2 separate regions of the Homo sapiens genome follow, and region 2 is linked to region 1. A link is a contact called in ENCODE Hi-C data. All regions are on one chromosome and are shown on one strand. Each heading gives the region's core, a stretch centred on a gene start or an enhancer-like site at or near the end of the contact. The rest is flanking DNA. Distances are from core to core; before and after follow the strand shown. Region 1 holds the start of RWDD1 (RWD domain containing 1). Region 2 holds the start of DCBLD1 (discoidin, CUB and LCCL domain containing 1).

Evidence for each region. A loop is a pair of places that touch in the nucleus more often than their neighbours do. Pooled maps may share reads with other maps.
Region 2: a loop to region 1 is called in a map with no recorded cell type, with 10 times the contacts of the local background. The contact joins the promoter of DCBLD1 here to the promoter of RWDD1 in region 1. A Hi-C loop is called at or near these places in 3 of 37 single-sample maps with no recorded cell type and 8 of 50 pooled maps.

What each region holds. Positions count from the first base shown.
Region 1 is chr6:116,569,762-116,573,022 of GRCh38, reverse strand. RWDD1 (RWD domain containing 1) reads right to left here and starts at 1,519. Exons shown (of 7, transcript NM_015952.4): 1 at 1,368-1,519. The coding sequence starts at 1,440. RefSeq lists enhancers at 1,265-1,364, 1,585-1,914, 1,945-2,124 and a silencer at 1,465-1,544.
Region 2 is chr6:117,481,126-117,484,386 of GRCh38, reverse strand. DCBLD1 (discoidin, CUB and LCCL domain containing 1) reads right to left here and starts at 1,713. Exons shown (of 15, transcript NM_001366458.2): 1 at 1,494-1,713. The coding sequence starts at 1,605. RefSeq lists enhancers at 678-727, 758-807, 818-897 and a silencer at 1,258-1,837.

The sequences.
Region 1 (3,261 bases), core at 270-2,769:
AGGATAGAGAAGGGAGCCAGACTCCATACACACTCACCCAGTTAATGACACTCTCAAACCCCTCTTCACTCATCCCCTTAACATCCTCACAGCACAGATGTACTGCTGGTGAGAGAGAACATGAACAGGACTGGAGCTATACAGGGATAGCTGAGAGACATCTGCCTGTTGGCAAAGCAGAACAAAATTTGCTACCATTGCAAGCAGTGGTCAAAAGGTGAAGCCAAGAAAACTAAGCTAAACAATGAAAGGGAGAGGGGTTGGAATTTATAAGTTAAAGTAATATACCTTACACTATAAATTCTGACTATCAACGATAGGCAACACTCAAAGGAAAGGATGGGGAATGTAAATGCACACACCTAGGTTCTACTCACTCATATTGGCTTTATTTGACCGCTTCTCAAATCTCAGAGGAGCCATATTGATATAGTTATGTAGCATTTTTATAATCATCCGAAGCATGGCTTAATAGAGAAATCTCGTCCTCTAAATTATACCTAATGAACTTCTCATTATAATATTTTACATTAGCCCAACCTACCAAGTAATCTTCTGCTCTCTCAATCTCAGCTGGAGCTGAATCCCAAGTCCCATATGTCTGGAAAGTGAAAGAACAGGCAAGCGTTCTGGACGTATAACTCAGTACCAGCCCTGCCGCTAACTCGCTGGCGGACAGTACAGAGCAAGCCACTTAGCTTTCCTGAACCCCCATGACCTTGGCTTGGAGCAGGAGCCCCAGGATAGATGATGTTTAATCTCCCTTCCAATCTAACAACCTATGAATTTATAGCAGAACGGAAATTTGGGCCACATTATCCATTAGGCATTCTGCTGAATGCCAGATTTTTTTTTTTTTCATAAGAAAAGAAACCCGACAGACTTCAGGGACTATGCTACTCTCAAAACCGATTTGAGTAACTGAAAACAGCACTCTGAATCCTATAAACTAAAACAGCATCGTATGAAAAACAGTTTCTACCTTAATAAAGCTAAAAATGTGAAAACTAACATTCTTGCGGCTGTGGAAAAACGAATCGCACTTGGAGTATTTTTTCTCTTAATGTATTATAAATCTCAGGTTGCTGTAGGTTACACAGAAACCAAAGTAATCCCGACTCAATTTTCAGGCCTGACACCCTCCAACATCACCCGGACTTTTAGATTTCCGGGAACAAGCAGAGAAGGAGAAAAAGTCACTGGGTTGCTGGTAAGTGACTGAAGAACTTGAGGAGTGGAGGGCAAGGTGGCCGCGCGGCCTCAAGGTCCCCTTCTCCACCCCAACCTATGAGGCCCAGAGCTGCGGCAGCTCCTGCCCGTCCTACTCCACCTCGGGGCGGCTACAGGCTTGCGGCCGCGGGAGTCACCTGTGAAGGAGTCAGGGTAGATGGACTCCAGGGCCTCCAGCTCGTTGCGCTGCTCCTCGCCGTAATCTGTCATCGTGGCCCTTGCTCTTGCCCATAGATCGCCCAGACACCTAGGCGGCGCGCAGCAGCCCAGACAGCTGCCGCGCCGGGAGAGCGGGCGGCGGCCAGGCGGGCGCAGGCGCAGAGTCCCCGGCTGGAAGGCCCAGGGCCCAAAGCCAGACCCGGCTTGCTTAACTGCAGCTCCGCGCCGGCCTCCGCCTGCTCCCTACTTCCACGTTCGACTCGTTCTGCCTGGCCAGGGGGCACTGATTTGCTGCCTGTCCCACACTCGCTCGGGACTTGCTGGGACGGTGCGCGCGGTCTGGCATTCGCCAAGGACACCTACAGCCGGCTCCTGGGCTTTGCAGGGCCTGAGCCTTAGAAGCCTCTCAGCGCTGCATCCTCGCTCGATGAGTCTGGGCTGAAAGGCCGGCATCGCGCGTCAGTGAAGGATAGTGTCGCTGGTGGCCGGGCTGGGGCGAGGGGCGTCCGATGCCTTCACCTTTTCTGGTTTCCGGTTTGACGCCGTGGCGTAGGTGCTGCGGGCTTGCAACCTAGTGTGGACTGGTGGGGCTCAGGAGATTTCTGAGCTTCTCGAACTCCGTATTGCTTGGCGTCCTACGGGAGTTGGACGAGAGGCTGGGACCAGTGTAGATTCCACTGGGCAGGGGAGCAAAAGCTCTGCACTGCCTTGAATGAGTATGGAAGGGTCGGTCTAACTGCTTAATAAGTCGGGGTGGATCCAGGAGGGAGAAATAGACCGGAGGTCCGGCTTCTCGGTTCAGATCTTTAGGCTTAACTTCTGATTTTGTGAAATGAACGCAGCTGGACGTATGATAGATCTCAAGATGTCTGTGATTGTGTATTTGTGAATTGATGAAAGGAATGTAGATCTCAGTAATAACAATTATCATATGCAATGTAAAAATTGCAGTACCCCGAGAAATGTTGAGAACCTTTAATTTGGTAATACGACTTCCAAGAATAAACTTGAGCAAGTAGCATGCATCTGTGATCTCCAAAATCATTGCAGCAATTACAAAGAAAATTTTCAAAGAACCATGATGGCAAAAGCTAAGAAAATGGCTAAATAAACATGGTTAGCTTTATGAAAATGATATTAAAAACTATGGTAACAATAATAAAGGATCCCATGTTCCTTTATTATATTATTGCGCTAAGTCGAAAAATGGAAAATTTTAAGAAAATACTCAAAAGCTGTTGCCCACTTTTCTGTATTTTTCTTTGTTTTGATTTCTCTGTATTAAAGCTGGTTTCACTGGTATAGTGGGAGGAACACTTTTTAAATGAAAGATTCCTAATGATGAAGCCCCTGAAGCACCAGAAGGCACCTTGATCTTTTATTGAGGAGTGCTGCTTACCTATAGCAGAGGAACACTTTGATACTGATTCCGTGTTTACGGTATTAAGGGTTGATTTCAGGCGTTCTTTTAAACTTTAATGAAAAAGTGGAGTCTCCTAACTATGATGACAATCAAATAAAATACATAAAGTAACTTTGCAAGTATAAGTTGCTCATTTTTTTTGGATCGCCTCAGTTCAGAGGAATTATACTGATTTATTATGAGGAAAGAGCTGCCAGAGGAAACAGCTAGTGCATTAAGTCCTAAGTGGGGAGTCAAGGATGATTTTTGGCTGGAAGAACTGGAAAGACGAAGTTCTGTTGACCAAAATAAGTGAGGAAGACAGAATCAAATTTGGCAAGGAAGGTGGCATTACATCTTTAAATGACTCCTAGATGAAAGAAAATCAAGCAAAATTAAGTTTTTTTCTCCTAACAGAATAATAAAAACAACCTACCAAAAGAAATGAGATGCAGCAAAGCAACAAACAT
Region 2 (3,261 bases), core at 464-2,963, 910 kb before region 1:
ACAGAGTGAGACACTGTCTCAAAAATAACAATAATGATAATAGGTTTTTAAAAAGAATCTAAGCAATCACACTTGTTCCTAGAGAACCGCTCTCACAAAGTGCCCAGTTAACAGCCTGGATGACCATACAAAATCTAAATCTTTATTGGGAAAGATAAGTGACAGCTTTGGCCAGATTAGTACAGGAACATACTGCTGGACTGATTCTCACAGACGTATAGTATTAAAGGTGCACCTTCAAACTGTGAGTTGAGAAAAAAATAAAAATATTTAAAACATCCATTATAAAAGTCCTACGCATTTAACAAAATCTTACGTATTTATTACAATTTTACAATCTGCCTAGTATTGTGCTACAGTACCAGACAAAATCACTTTAGGGTTTTGGGGATTTTGTTTTTTTAAACAAACTGGTATGTAATATAAACTTAGGAACCACCACCACCATCTCGAGTATCAATGTTTCAGAATGGAGGCATAGTTCAGTGAAAAAAATGCCGGCATTGGTTTTAGTTTTGATTCTTGTTTCACCAGAAAGCATGGTGGTTGGGGGAGCTGTCAAAGTACTCCGGATAGACTCAGCGCCATTAAATAAGCTCAGGCATATACGGCCAGGAGCAAGGGAGGAGAGGAAACACTGAAACAACTCGGCAGAAAGCTGGCCCTTGCTATTAAAAAAAAAAAAGCACTAATTAATGAGGACGAATGAAATAGGGACACCCAGGGCTGGTAAAGGGGGTTGCTGCTTTAATATGCTGGACAGGCAGAGGGTAAACTCGGTTGTGGGTTAATTAGGTCTAACTCCAAGTCAAAGACCAGCTCCAGAGAAAAAGCAGCCTGGTTGAGAGTCTACCGGCTCAAATACACAGGAAGCCACACGATTCCAACTTGCGGCGCCAGCAGGACACTCGAGAGGAGGTGGCAGCACCGCCTGCTCGCCAGCGTCCAAGGCCAACCTCGGCAAACGTGCCCCGGCCATTCCGCACGAGCCCCGAACGCACACGCCGGGATTCCAATTCCGCGCGGGAGGAGCGACGGCAGGGAGGGCAGGGCCCAGCGCCGGCCGAGGAGCGGCTTTGTCAAAAGGCAGCTGGAAAGAACTGGCCCTGCACACGGCTGTCCCCTAAGGCGACCCTCGGGGTCAGGTCACTTCTCACGGGGCCAGCAGAGTCAGGAAGTCTGGAAACTAAGTGAAATGGGCTGGGGGGCGGCGGAGAGAAAGTGCAGAGACGCCAGGTTAATTCTCTGGTTTTGGGGGAAGGAAGGAGTTTGGTGGGGGAGCGACAAGGAATGCAGTAACCTACTTCACCCCCAGCCCCGCGGGTAGAGCCGGACTCCGCGGATGGCAGGCGGCGAGCCCGACTTCCTCCCGCGCTCCGTCCCCCCAGGCCCGGCCCGCCCCGTAGCCCTCGGCCCGGCCCGGCCCGCCCCGCAGCCCTCAGCCCGCCCCTGGCGCCTCGGGTCCCGCCGCCAGCCGGACGCGCTCCACTCACCCAGCTCCTCCGCCTGCAGCCGGAGCGGGGCGGAGACCGCGAGCAGCAAAGCCAGGAGGCCCCGCCCGGCAGCCCGCGCCAGTGCGCCGCCGCCGCGGGCGCCGGGCACCATGACCCCGCTGGGCGCCAGCTTGGCAAGCTCGGCCTCCCCTCGACGGATCCCGAGCCGCAGCTGCCCGGGCCGGGCCGCCTCCTCTGCGGACGAGCGCGGCGCCGGGACGGGGCGCAGTCGCTGCCCCGCACCGAATCCCATTGGGGCGGCTTTCAGCCCAGCCCTGCGGGGGCGTCTCCCGCCCGGCCCCGCCCCGCCCCGCACGTCGGCCCCTAGAGGAGGAAGTCGCGTTCCCAGGCAGTGACCGACGGCGAAGCCGGAGGCGAGCGAGGCGCCGCCCGCGCTCCCCTCCACGTATCTGGCGCGCCCTGCTGCGCTCCTTCCTTGCCTTCCTCCCCACCTGCACCAGTACACGTGAACCTGCTAGGCAGCAGGACACCTCGCCGCCGGACCCGCCCCTCGCCGCGTGGTGCGGGAGTCATTCCTAGATGGGCTGAGCCCGCGGCGGTGCCTTGGGAGGCTGCCCCCTCCAGGGTTTTGCCAGCCCGCGGGGATGGGCATGCCAGGGATAGCAACACCGAGGGACTCGAAATATTTTGATGATAGGATGATGACAGTGCCAAGTAGGACCTTCACTGATTTATTCACTCATTCATTCATTCATTCAAAAGTTACTCAGTTCAGCAGTGTGCTTGTCAGGAGCAGGGCTAAACCCATGTGGCACTTGCAGACAAAAATAATCAGGCAAGTATTCAATGCAAATTGCAATCAGTGACATGAAAGGTGCTGTTGAAGCACATTTAGAGAGCTGTAATTAGATGGCGGGTAACAGGGGTGAGGGCGGGAATCAGCTAGGAAAGGCCTAAGTGGCATCAAAGCTGAGATTAAAGCAGGAGCCAAAACAGACAAGTTGTGCAAAGAAGCTGAAGGAGGAAAGGGCCAGGTAGCTGGAGCACAGTGAACAGGTGGGTACACGGCCAGATGTAGAAGCTAGTGTACAGAGTAGGGGCCAGGACGTGCAGCTAAATAACCTAAAGGATGTTTAACTTGGTCCTCGGAGTAGTGAGCAGCCACGGAAGGTTCAGAAGGGGGAAGGACTCCACCCGATGATCCTCTTGAGGAGTTGCGGAGAAGGGTTTGGGGAGGACAGATTGGAGACTGGAGAATTACAGGGTTATCACCGAGTAGTTGAATAGGGTGGTGGCAGTGGAAAATGACGAGGACAGATTAGATATGTATTTTAAGGACTATCTCACGTCTCTGGTCCCCTGTAGTCCCCGTTTACTTCCTCTGCGCGCTGCCCTCACCTTCGCACCACCGCGCGGCACGCTGAAGTTTCACCTAGAGGTGCAGCGCAGGGAAGCGTGGAGGCGGAGAGGAAGCAACAGCCCCTCCAATGGCAAACATTGGCCCCTCGTGATCTTTGGATACCCTGGACAGACTCATTTCATACATGCGTTCCTTTTTTCCTCTTCCTTTTCTTTTTTTAACTAAATAAACAAGCTGATAAAATCTCAAATGAGATTGTCTTTGGGGCTTTGCTTTCTCTGAGGCAGCATATCTTAGATGAAAGAACTTGGGCTTTAGAAATGGAGGGGATCCCGGTTTGATTCTGGACCTCAGCTTTGTTGAAGAGCTGAGGTCCAGAATCAAACTGGGTATATATGTGTATATTCAGTGTATACTGAATTTGTATATTAAGTTCTATCATGTAGA